Regions from separate parts of the Homo sapiens genome. Here region 1 is linked to region 2. Evidence: chromatin contacts called from ENCODE Hi-C data. All regions are on one chromosome and are shown on one strand. The core of a region is the stretch at or near the end of the contact, and the rest is flanking DNA. Distances in the headings are between cores, read along the strand shown.

Region 1 (6,691 bases), core at 1,161-3,660, 400 kb after region 2:
GCACGTGTCAGAACAGAACAACTATTAAGCTGGGTTCCTCGAGCAATTTTCTAAACTGCTTGAGTCATCTCATCTGTAAAATGGGAATTGTAAGAGTATCAGCCTTATGGGGTTCAATGAGTTAGTATGTAGAAAGTACTTGAGCAGTAGCTGGCTCATAGTGAGTGCTCAATAAATGCAGCCTGCCATTATTAGGTTCCTCTCTGATCTGGTGCCAAGGGTCCTTTTTCAAGATCTGCTGCCCTGCTCAGAATGGTACTCTCTGGCCATCCCACATCTCGCACCTGGCACATGGTTTTCTCAATGAATATTTGTGACATGAATGTACACATGGAACTTATTCTCTCCCGGGCTGTGACCCTGGAGGGTCAGATGAGGGACAAAATCTCTAAGCTGTGACAGGGAGTAAAATAGAGCTCTCTTAAGTACCACAGTCACTTAAACTTCAACAGTTTTCAATATGGTACCTAAACCCCAGTAGCAGTAAGCTAACAATTTCACGTCAGGATGAAATAGGAAGCAACATTGGTCTACAACTTGGAGTTGATGGCCAAGTACAGAGTTTAAGACCTTTGCTACTTGTTGGGAGTACAACCTTGAAGTACTTATCTCCCCTGAAAAACCTTAGTTTCCTCATCTGTCAATGTGGATTACAAGCTCTACTTCCCAGGGCTGCCATGAGAACTTCGCATGAGATTCTGATGGAACTCACTTTGTACATGATGCTGCGCCACAAGGGCCACCCTCTTCCTCAAGTCCCTGCCTTGCTCGGGTGGATCTCAGCTACCAGGGAGCAGCACACCATTTGCAGTTTGGATTCCATTTCCTCTTGACTCTTCTTTTCATTATAAACATGATAAAAGTGAGAGAGACAGATGGCAAGACTTGATTCACTTTTACAAAATGTTTTTATGGTGTGAATGTAAAGCTGAAAATGAGGGGAACGAGAAGCTTTCTCGTTCCCCTCAATATCAGGGGAGTTGGGGAGGTGGTGAGCCCAGTGGGGAGGTTTTGGCCTCCAGGGGAAAGCTAATTGCCCATGGCTTGAGCAGTGCTCCCTGCCACTCGTCTACCACTCTGGACACCCTAGGACATCACTGTCAGTGAGGAGAGACAGAGAGCAGATAGACTTTCTCCTTAAAGCACCTTCCCGAAGGGACACTCAAAGTCAGACACTGGTCACTTACTGGCCGATGGCTCTGGGTTGGACCAAATGACGCTGCCCTTTCCAGCACAGTGAGGCAATGTTCTCTGGCTGAAGCCAGGGCAGCACAGAGTGTGCCTGAGTTCCTCTCAACATTTGATTAAGGCCAGGCTTTCCCAGCATGGCACAATCGACATCTTGAGCTGGATAGTTCTTTGTTGTGGGTGCTGTCCTTTGCATTTTTGTATGTTTAGCAGCATCCTTGGCCTCTACTCACTAGATACCAGTAGCACCCTCCCCATTCCAGTTGTGAAAAACAAATCCCCCCAGCGGCTGGCAAAACTGCCCCTTATTGAGAACTACTGGGGTGCCCCAGTAGTTGGCACTACTGATTGGGGTGCCCATTGTCTGCCCTTCTCGTGGGGCTGGACAAGCCAGATGGAATAGGCAGAGAGTTACCTGGCAGCCCTTTGCTGGGGATCTTTTGTCTACTCTCCACTCTGGATCAAGGAGCTCCACTGGCCTCTGACTTCTGGTTGGCTTTGGCCAGTGAGGAACACAGGGAGGAGATCCAAGGAAGGACAGAGGGCGAGGTCAAGGTATTTGTTCCCCCACTTCCTCCCTGCAGGTTTGAGGGTGTGGCTGCCTCCCTTGCAAAAGGCCACCTCTCCGTTTTAGTGGCCTGCTCCAGGTTCTGGGACCCGCTTCTCTCTTAGCCGCATCAGGCCTGGGGGTGCTAACAGCTCCTTCTCTCCCACTGCTGCCAGCCCCAGGGTGCTGCATGCTTTGGTCAGTTACCTCCACCCTGTCTTCACCTTTCTGAATTTCTCTAATTACTACATTTGAATGTGCCGTCTGCTTGCTGTTGAAACATAACTGATTTTTACAAACAAATGTTTATTTTTCTTGCATTAGTTCATTTGACCATTCATTTCTTCAACACATTATTTTTCATATCTACCTATCCTGGGCCAGGCATGATGCCAGGTACTGGGGACACAGAAATGGATCAGACATCATTCCTGCCTGAAGGGAGCTTACAGTCTTCCTGCGGAATAAGACAGGAGGATGGTGATAGTCCGAGACCTGGTGCTCACGTGCTCTATGAGATGTCTGGTAAAGCCCTGGGGAGGACACAGGAAGAGTATGGCCTAGGGAGCCTAGTGACCCAGGGGAGAAGGTACTGGATCTCCTGCAATGATGACACATCATCAGGTGGTTCTACGAGGACGTCTCCAGATCACAGCAGCGCCTCCTAGGCAGAGACACAAAGTCTGCAGGCTCCTCTCTCCAGGCCCTGGGGACTCTCTCTGGGGAGGAGTAAGCTATGCACATTCAAGCCAAGAGCCTTCTTGCCAGGGCTCCAGAGCTCACTCACCCTGAGGCCCTCCCCTCTTTGGCTATTTGAAATTCCTGACTGATGCTGTGAAGAAAGAGAACATTCCAGCACAGAGAAGTCTTTCCCCGCAGCAGCTGCCAAACAGGCTCTTTGCCGAGGTACCTCCCTGCTGCCTGCCAGCCAGCCATATTTCAAAGGTCACAATTTCCTCCCTGTGGTTTTCTACAGAGCTAAAGTCTCCAGGACCCTGAAATAAATTAAAATATTGATTGATTCTTAATATTCTCTCAAATCTCTCAAAATCTCCAGGTCTTATATAAATCAGTGTGCCGGTTCCAGGGACTTATTCAATAATCTGCAAAGTATCCTGGTAATTACTTTTGGGCTGACCCCATGGCAGAGGGAGGCCACCTTTCCATCATTTTTAGGGCCCTGGGTACAGTAGCTGATCAGAGGACTCTCATTTCTTATTTTACTTACTGAACCTCTTCAACACAGTGCCTTGGACAGCACGAGGCAGCCCACCTGCTGGAACGAGTCTGTCGGGCAGACCTGGGTCAGGAACTTGCCTCTCTGCTGCCTCTTTGCTGCCCTGCCTCATTCTGCTTCTCCCCTTCACCCCTCCCACCTCATCCCCTGCCTTTTACTCCAGGGTCCTTAGCTTTTTAGTTCAAGGACAAGGCAAGGATAGTTCAGAAATTAATTTAATAACACTCCATTTCTTCAGATTAAGTAGAGAGCTTGTCTTATTGGGGAAAAGCTGTCTGAAAGCCTCAAGCACATGGGACTTTCTGATGCTGCCCAAGGCAGCTGCCTGGATTTCAGGAGCGAGGGTGGGATGGGAAGAAGGAGCGGGGAGATGGGCCATATGCCTCTCATAACAGCGCTCGTTTATGCTGCAGTAAGTAATAAAGTGACTTCAGCTCATTAGGGGCCAATGCAGTTCTCAAAGAAGGGAATGTGTTCCTAAGGAAGCTAGAGATGATGCCTTGTGTACGGTCCTCCCTATCTGACCCCAACCACACCTGAGCCTTGCATTCTGCTGCAGCATCCTCTAACATCCTCCTGTCCTGAACGCCAGACAGGTGTACGGCCAGCCACCCTGGAACACGTTTTGCTCTTTCACCATTCTTAGCCTTTGAATATAGTAGTCTCTCTATCTGGGATGCTTTGCTCCTCTTTCCCCCATCTGAAAAACTCCTGGTCATCCTTCAGAGCCTAGTTCAAGGCCAGGTGCGGTGGCTCACACCTGTAATCTTAGCGCTTTGGGAAGCTGAGGCAGGCAGATCATTTGAGGTCAGGAGTTCGAGACCAGCCTGACCAACATGGTGAAAGCCGATCTCTACCAAAAATACAAAAAATTAGCCAGTGTGGTGGTACATGCCTGTAATCTCAGCTACTCGAGAGGCTGAGACAGGAGAGTCACTTGCAACTAGGAGGCAGAGGTTGCGGTTAAAAAAAAAACAACCTAGTTCAAATGTGAACTCTTGTGGGGAACTCCCATACTTCCTGTGTTTTCCTCTGCAGCTGAGGATTCAGACAAACCTCAAAGGTATTTGCAGACATGTCTGCAGGTGTCTGGCTTCCCAACACCTTAGAGTAAAGCTCTCATGGTGACCTATAAGACCCCACGTCATCCACCTTTCATTATCTCTCTGGGCTCCAGCAACATTGACTGCCTTACTGTTCTTCAAACGCCGGCCACCATTGCCCCCCACCCCACCCAGGTTCCTTGCATATGCAGTTCCCTCTGCCTGGGATGCTGCTGTTCCCCACAGCAGAGGTGGAAGAAGCTGTTCTCACAGAGGGGACATGGAGGTCACATTTTAGGTCTCCAGGTGAGTGTGTTGCAGCAGGGGCAGGGTGTGGGGTTCTTCTGCTCGCTTCTGCTTGGTGCAGGATGAGCTTCAGGACACCAGTGGGGGCACCCTGTGGAGCAGAAGCAGAGAGAGCCACAGACCTTGAGACTTGTGGGGAAAGGGAAGGAGCCACCTGGGGCTCAAGAACTCACCTCGTGGCAGGCACACCCAAGACCTCCCCTGGGAGCCCAGAAGCATTCAGAGGGCACTTTGGAGTGGTTGTGAGCAGAAGGAAGTTACGACATAGTGAGGTCTGAGGTAGTACCGTCACTGGGACCCTATTCCTGCCCACAGGCTAGAGGAGGCAAAGAGTTTCCTGTTGTATTGACAGCATCGTCTTGGGTTACAAATAGATTTCACACGGAGACATATGCCTACCTGTTCAAAGTGGCTGAAGGGCTTCAGGCCAACATCATGGAAAACACTCTCCAACCAACCATCTCAAGCCTTTCTGGATTAGGACTGATATATTCAAGTTTATTTTCCTCAAACTGCTGAGTAGCAAATGAGAGAATTTTTTGGTAGGTCTTTGCATAGGCCCAAGCAGGTGGGGCTTGCAACCCTGTATCACAGGGTGGCGACACATACACACATGCACACACACATGCATACACATGCACCTGCACCATGGCAGGTAGGAGCCACAGGAGTGAGGCTGGTACTTCAGCCGATGGTGCCTTTCCTGTGGGGAACCATCTGTCCTTTTTCTTCTGCCAGCTGCAGCCAACTCTCTGGTTCTTCTTTTTCGTCCCACAGCTCCAAATTCTCAAGAGATGGGGTATGGATAGTGGTCATAATCTTATCCCTCCCCCCAGCATGGAAACTTAGGGTTCAAGACAAAATGTCTACTTTTTTGTTTTTACTTGAGAGCATCTGGGAGCTAGGCCAGCATACAGGCTTAGCGGGCTATAGCTAGAGCAGGGAGCTTCTCACCAGGTTAGTAGGAAGTGTTAGGATGAGATGAGGCTGAGACCCAAGGCCCAAGAGGAGGGGCTTAGGTGACTAATATGAGAAGGCCAGGAACAATGTTAAAACTGGCAGCAGACATGGAAATCAGAACCAGGGAGACAAGAGCAGGCATAGTGTCCACAGAGAAATTGAGGAGGCTCTAGGACAATCTCCTGGAATAGATACGGTATTTGTTGCTGACTTTCACAGACCTGCAAAAGTGTGATAAATAGGTGGGCAGCCTGGGTTTGAGGCATTGGGGTGGGATGAACAGTTAGCCTAGATGGTTGACTTCTACATGGGAATCAACTCCTTCTCCTTTCTTAGACTTGCCTTTACATAATTGTGTTAGGACAATCTTCATTCTTCTTGTTTTCTCTAAGGTAGTGAGGGATAATAATTACCAGAAATTTTATTTTCTGACGAGAATGGAGATCTGAATTTATCAATCGTTATTCATTTTTCACTTTTTTTTTTTTCTGAGGCAACAACTTCACTCTTATTCTACATCCCTTTTGAGGAGATTCCTTCGAGAACTTTCCTTTCACTCACTCCAGGGGATGTTGCAGTCCTAAACAGAGACTTAGAAAAGTGGAGTTCCAGCCCCTTCTCCATTAATTACTGGCTGTGTGACATTGAGTATGTCACTTACCCTCTCTGGGCAGTTTGGCTCTGTTATCTTCGAGGGCTTCCCAGCTCTGCTACTCTGGGATTCCCTAAGTCTGTCTTCTTTATGGATTAATCTCTAAGCCACAATGACACCTCCCTCCAGAAATGTCATTCCAAATGTTCACTGGTGAGCAGGTGTCTGCCCACAGACCCTGCTCCCCAGATGCTACCGGCAATTTGGGAACTATATTTTTAAAATCACCACAGATGGGAAGACTAAATTGAAATGCAACTTGGTTGAAAACGCTGCTTTTAGCATTTTAGCCCCATCCTTCATCCTTCATTGCATTCAACTTTTCAGATAGCTGCCCCCAATAGCCCATGATCTTTTTGATTGCTCAACAAAGTCTCCTGGAAAAGAGCTTCTGATCACTGCTAGCTCTGTGGCCTCTCCTTACCATCCCATAATTCTTGTTCTAATCCATTTCAGGGCTATTGAAGTCCCATATGATCAATGTTATGGCCTCTTTAACTGACTCTGCTATTTGCATAAACATGGGCATATTTGCTTTTTCATCATGCCTTAGAGGTCTGTAACAGTGTCAATGATCTTTCCTACTGTCTTAATTCATTTTGTGCTGCTGTAACAGAATGCCAGAGACTAGGTAATTTATAAAGAATAGAGATTTATTTCTTACAATTCTGGAGGCTGGAAAGTCCAAGGTTGAGAGGCCTGCATCTGGTGAGGGCCTTCTTGCTGTGTCATCACATGGTGGAAGGTAGAAGGGCAAG
Region 2 (6,478 bases), core at 3,979-6,478:
TTATTTTAATAATTAATGGGGAAAAGTATAATTTAAAAATTCAGCTGCAACAACAGGGGATACTCAGCCATAAAAAGGAATGAAATAATGGCATTCACAGCAACCTGGATGGAGTTAGAGACCATTATTCTAAGTGAAGTAACTCAGGAATGGAAAACCAAACGTCATATGTTCTCACTTATAAGTGGGAGCTAAGCTATGAGGACACAAAGGCCTAAGAATGATATGATGGGCTTTGGGGACTCGGGGGTGGGAGTAGGGTGGAGGGGTGAGAGACAAAAGACTACACATTGGGTACAGTGTACACTGCTTGGGTGACAGTTGCACCAAAATCTCCAGAATCAACACTAAAAAATTTATCCACATAACAAAAAACACCTGTTCCCCCAAAACTATTGAACTTTTTTTAAAAAGGAAAATAATAAAAATAATTCAGCTGCAGAGATGTGTCCTGCTGATAGGCCTCTGCTACAGGCCGTACTGTGTTCCCCTCAAAATTCATTTATGGAAGTCCTAACTCCCAGTACCTCAGAATGTGACTATATTTAGAGACAGGATCTTTAGAGAGGTCATTAAATTAAAATAAAGTCATTAGGGTGAGCCCTAATTCAATGACTGAAGTTTTTATAGGAAGAGGAGATTAGGATTTAAACTCAGAGAGAGTGAAGAACATGGGAAGCCACAGAGAGAAGACGGCCATATACGAGCCAGGGAAAGAGGCCTCAGGAGAAACCAAACCTGCCAATGCCTTGGACTCTCACTTCCAGCCTACAGAATTGTCAGAAAATACATTTCTATTGTTTAAGTCATCCAGTCTGTGTACTTTGTTATGGGAGCCCTAGCCCCAGCAAACTAACATAGCTTCGTATTGTTTCTTAATAATTTATACAAACTACTTAAAACACTTAAAACACTTCAATTTGTGTCCTGCTATTTAAAAGATATCTAACTTAAGATCTAAAATATTATTTAGGTTGAGCGTGGTGGCTCATGCCTGTAATTCCAGCACTTTGGGAGGCAGAGGCTGGAGGATCACCTGAGCCCAGGGAGGTCAAGCCTGCAATGAGTCATGACCACATCACTGCCCTCCAGCCTGGGTGACAGAGTGAGACCCTGTCTAAAAAAAATATATATATATATAATATATTATATATTTATATAATTAATTATATTTATATAATTATATATTTATATAGTATATTATATATTTATATAATTATATATAATATATATTATATATTTATATAATTATATATAATATTTTATATATTATATATAATATATTTATATATTTATATAATATATATTATATATTATATATAATATATATTATATAAAATATATTTATATTATATATAAAATATAATATTTATATTATATATAATATATATATAATATATACACACATAATTATATATAACAAATTATATGTATATTTAATTTGTTAAGATCAACTTTCTTCACTCCTTTTTAATAATTAGCATATTTCGCCAGATGTGGTAGTGTCTGCTTATAATCCCAGCTGCTTGGGAGGCTGAAGCAGGAAATTGCTTGAGCCCAGGAGTTTGAGGCTGCAATGAGCTGTGATGGTGCCACCGTACTCCATCCTGCATGACAGAGTGAGACCCTGCCTCAAAAATAATAAATTAATTATTAGCATATTTTATCAACATATAAAATAACTTACTCTTCAGATTGGCTAAATGTATATATTTACCAACATTACAGACAACTGCAATACCAACAACATAAAAGTAAGAATCTTAACAATCTATTTAGAACATGTACTCAACAAAACCCACACTGGCCAAATACACTAACTGCTTTGCCTTGATCTGGTGCACTCAGGCCCAACATGGGGCATGGTGTTTTGTGAATGGACATTATGCAATCATGCCAGTTGAAATAAAATCTTTGAAATTGCTCCAAAACTGGTTCTACAGCTTTAAAACATCTAATTTCATCAGTGCCTGCTACATTTAGGGAAAAACAAAAGGCTGCTTGTAGCAACCTGGTACCAAGAGTGTAGTTTAAGTCTCAATTGTTGCCAGGCCCCTGATAGGTGATTCTCTCTTCATTGTCCTTGCTGATTCCTTGCAGGCCACCTTCCTCTTCACACCCTCTGTGTGCTAGAATTCCTCAGGCTGGGAACTAGGCCCTTCTCTTGTCACTCTCCATTCTCTCCCTAGGTTATCTAATCTAATTTAATCCCATAGTTTTAAAATTCATCTTTATGCCAATAGCTCTCAGACCTATTTCTCCAGGTTAGAAACTGTCTTCTAAATTACAGATCTGTAATTTAGACTATCTGAAATCTGCATCTGGCTGTCGCAGAGACAGTACAAACTACAAACAACACATGTGAAATCCAACTAGTGGTCTACCCTTGCCCAAATGTGCTCCTCCACTAATCTTTCCTATTTTAGGAAATGACACATCATTCACCCAGTTGTTCATGCCAGAAACTGGACGTCCTTCTTGACACTACTTTTTCAGTGACCCCGGCCTATATCCAATACATTGGCAAGTCCTAGTGACTAAGGTATCAACAGATGATTGATAGACAGATAGATAGATGATAATCTTAAATCCATCCACTTCTCTCCACCTCCACTGTCTTAAACCTATTCCTATTTATCATCTGTGACCTAGACAGCAGTTTCCTAAGTGGTCTGCCCACATCCTCTCGAGACACTTTCCAATCCATCTTTCACAACATAGCCAGAACAATCTTTTAAAACCAATTCTTTTTTTTTTTTTTCAGACAGAGTCTCACTCTGTCGCCCAGGCTGGAGTGCACCGGCATGATCTTGGCTCACTGCAACCTTCACCTCCGCCTCTGGGGCTCAAGTGATTCTCATGCCTCAGCCTCCTGAGTAGCTGGGATAACAGGCGTGCACCACCACACCCAGCTAATTTTTGTATCTTTAGTAGAGACAAATTTCACCATGTTGCCCAGACTGGTCTTGAATTCTTAAACTCATGTGATAGGCCACCTCGGCCACCCAAAGTACTGGGATTACAGGCATGAGCCACCGTGCCTGGCCAAAACCAATTCTCTTTTATTCTTTCTCCCTCTCATTGACACATACACATCACTTAAAGCATTTCAATCACTTTGCATGTAAGATAAAACCCCAAATCATTAATATATACTAAGTCAAAAGAAATTCTGAAGGACAAAAGCATTTAGAAAAAAAGTTTACTTACAAAAACACTTGCAAAAGTATACAGGTGAATTTACGCTTTAGAAGGACTGATACATCAAATGAACACACACCAAGGTTTACAGTTAGTTGCTTCATGGTGAGAAAAGAGCAATTTTCTCATATGATTGCCATATGACCCCAAGCTCCCACATATCTTCAGACTGTAGCAGTACAAAAGTCAGCAATTAAACTGTAAGAGAGTCAGTAATATATGGGAAATGCTGAAAGTTTTGTTCACTTTGGAGACTACAGAGTGTGATACTGTTGTTTCACGGTTTATTTCAGAACACAAAGTATTTTGTTTTTCCTGTGGGAAGTAATATGTACACTCACTCATTTTGGAAACAGGACAAGATGTCAGTTTTGCTTTATAAGCATAAACCCCAGCATGTCTGGGTACTTCTTATATCAGCTTCAACTCATGCCACTCTCCCCCTCATTTTCTACATTCTAGTCACATGACCTTCTTGCAGGTTCTCAAAGCTCTTCCCCAACATGCCGTCCCCTCTGTCTGGTACACATTCCCCTACATACTTTACCTGCCAAACCTTACTCATTTTCCCAGATGCAACTTAAATGTCACTTCCTCCAAATCCCACTCTAAACTGAGTGCCCCAACTATTCAATCATAGCACTCTGCATTATCAGGTATGATGCCTTTGGATGCGAATAACTGAAAAACCAAACCTATCAATAGAGTTTTTAATATCAGGGAGGCTTTTGGGCATGGAGAATAACAATCACCACTATGTGTACTTTTGTTTAATGCTTACTTTATAAACTTTAAAATATATTAAACAGTATTTCTGGGAAATACTGTCTGATGCCATCCAATGCAGTATTCACTAACCACATGTGGCTATTGAACACTTGAAATATGACTAATCCAATTAAGGAATTTAATTAGGAATTTTTTTAATTTAAATTTTGGAAAAACTAAAGTGTGTGAACCTATTTTTTCAACTGCAAACTTTATAAAATCTAAACACAGATCCAATATTTCCAATTAAAATCAGGCAACTGAGATCAGTGTATGCATGTGAAATACATATCGAATTTTCAAGACTCAGTATAAAAAAATGTAAAAATTATCTGAATTTTTATATTGACTACATGTTGAAATGAGATTTTGGATATATTACGTTAAATAAAATATATTACTAAAATTAATTTCCTCTTTTTTTTTTTTTTGAGGTGGAGTCTCGATCGATCCCCAGTCTGGAGCGCAGTGGCTGATCTCGGCTCAGCGCAACCTCCGTCTCCCGGGTTCAAGCGAGTCTCCTGTTTCAGTCTCCCTGGTAGCTGGGATTACAGGCGCCCACCACCGCGCCGGGCTAATTTTTGTATTTTTAGTATAGACGGGTTTTCACCATGTTGGTCAGGCTGGTCTCGAACTCCTGACCTCAGATGATCCGCCCGCCTTGGCCTCCCAAAGTGCTGGGATTACAGGCGTGAGCCACCGCGCCTGGCCTCATCTGCAATTTTACTTAAATCACAAATATACTAGATCTTCTTACATGCTTCGAAGAACTAAAAAAAATAAGACATGAATTATCACAATGATTACCGAATTAATTGTAAATTTTTTTATTTAAACTAGTCACAAAGGTATCACAGGTATGACTTACACCTAACGGGGGCCAAAAGATGGGTTGCGAAACGAATGACTGAATTATCCCTAACAATCTTGGGAAGAAAACAGGATTGGCCAGGCCCATCCCGAGAGGTCCACGTCAGGCAGGGGCCCCGCCCACCGCGGGACCAAGCGGCTACGCCTTCCAAGTTTTCATTCGGGGCCGCGCCAGCGCTGAGGAGAGTCAGACGCCAGATGGTTCCGAAGGTCCTGCAGGCTCTCGGGGCACCCTACAGCCGACACGCCAACAAAAGCTTCGGAGCCGCCAACCCCAAAACGGAAACACCGGAGCCACAAGCTGAGCTCGCGTAGGGCACGCTCCCCCGGGAGTGCTTCCGGGACAGGGGGCGGGGTCGCCGGAAGTGGCCGTCCGCCGTCCGCTGCTCGTTGTTTAAGCGGCTGACGGGAAGGAGAAGCCAGAGCTCCAGCGGCGCCGCGGGGCGGCAGTCAAGACCAGAGCCGGAGCCGTCACTCACCTCTGGATTAGCCTGAAGCGGAGACTACCGGCTGCGGAGCGGCGGGGCGAGACACTTGCTCGCCTTTTGACCCCATCATGTCGCGGGGCTCCATCGAGATTCCCCTCCGGGACACTGACGAGGTAAGTGTCGTGTATGGAGGCGGGTGGGGGCCATGAACTTGTACGATCGCCCCCACCGACTTCGCTCGACTTCGTTTCTGAAGCGAGAGCATCCTCCTTCCCTAAGAGCCCTGATCGAAATACCTGGCCAAGGTCTGATCATCATCTTCTTCAGCCCCTGTGCCCTCTCAGGCTGGGGGCACCGCGTCTCTGCAGCCTCAGGGCCACTCGGAGAAGGAGTTCTTGAAAGTTCCTCTCCAGCCTGTTCGAATTTGACAGTGCGCTACTCTTTTCCTAACCAACCCACGGGAGCAGAGGTGTGAGAGTACCCGATAAACTGTAAAACACCTCGCAGATTACAGAGGTGGGCGCTGATGTTTCCGGGGTTTATATGCTTGCTGCTCAAACTCGAGATCTTTCCCTGGGAATATATAGGAGGTCGCCTCTTCTCCCTTAGAAACTCGAGTCTGTCATGGTGCGCTGTGTTCTCTACACCAACTCTCCTTCAACGAGATATCCCAAGATTTAGCCGCCCCTGTGTGCTGATAAAATTTAACCTCCTCTCGCTTACCTATGTCTCATTCATGGGTGGCCTGTGGCTTGTCTGAGTAAAGCTCTCAGCTTTGATGTTCAGTCTTCTTGTATATCTTTTATTTTTATTTTTTTTGTTTGAGATATAATATTGAGGTATAAAATTCAGTGGTTTTTAGTGTATTCGCAAAGTTGTATAGTCATTACCTCTAATTCCAGGACATTTTCCTATTATTATTTTTGTGCTTACAGTCAGGACTGTCTGTTACACGCAGGTGCCACCTCCATGATTAATGTGTGCAGTGGCATTCAACTTTGCATGGCTTGTAGGGTCATGCATCTCAAGGAGTCAGACCTATGGCATAATAGTCTCTAGGGTGCTTATCTGCACTTTACTTGGATTCTATGTTAAGTAGGATTTTGTTTTGTTATTTTTTAGTAAGCAGACCATTTCTAGTATTTTATAGTTCCAGTGATCTGGGGACAAGTAGCAGGGTTTGTTTGCTTCTCTGTGCTTTAACTTTATTA

The links. A loop is a pair of places that touch in the nucleus more often than their neighbours do. Pooled maps may share reads with other maps.
Region 1: a loop to region 2 is called in a map of CD4-positive, alpha-beta memory T cell, with 4 times the contacts of the local background. The contact joins the enhancer-like site here to the promoter of CTR9 in region 2. A Hi-C loop is called at or near these places in 2 of 168 maps with a recorded cell type or tissue (CD4-positive, alpha-beta memory T cell and naive thymus-derived CD4-positive, alpha-beta T cell) and 7 of 50 pooled maps.

The regions. Positions count from the first base shown.
Region 1 is chr11:11,145,786-11,152,476 of GRCh38, forward strand. All of the region lies in intron 3 of LINC02752 (long intergenic non-protein coding RNA 2752), which reads left to right. Among named protein-coding and RNA genes, the nearest start is that of LINC02752, 34 kb to the left of the region's middle. Within about 2 kb of position 2,411, at least 11 of the 41 ENCODE cell types and tissues checked have a DNase peak (open chromatin) inside an H3K27ac peak, as active enhancers do.
Region 2 is chr11:10,746,018-10,752,495 of GRCh38, forward strand. It overlaps CTR9 (CTR9 component of Paf1/RNA polymerase II complex), which reads left to right and starts at 5,229. Exons shown (of 25, transcript NM_014633.5): 1 at 5,229-5,440. The coding sequence starts at 5,396. RefSeq lists enhancers at 4,598-5,098, 4,897-5,046, 5,067-5,116.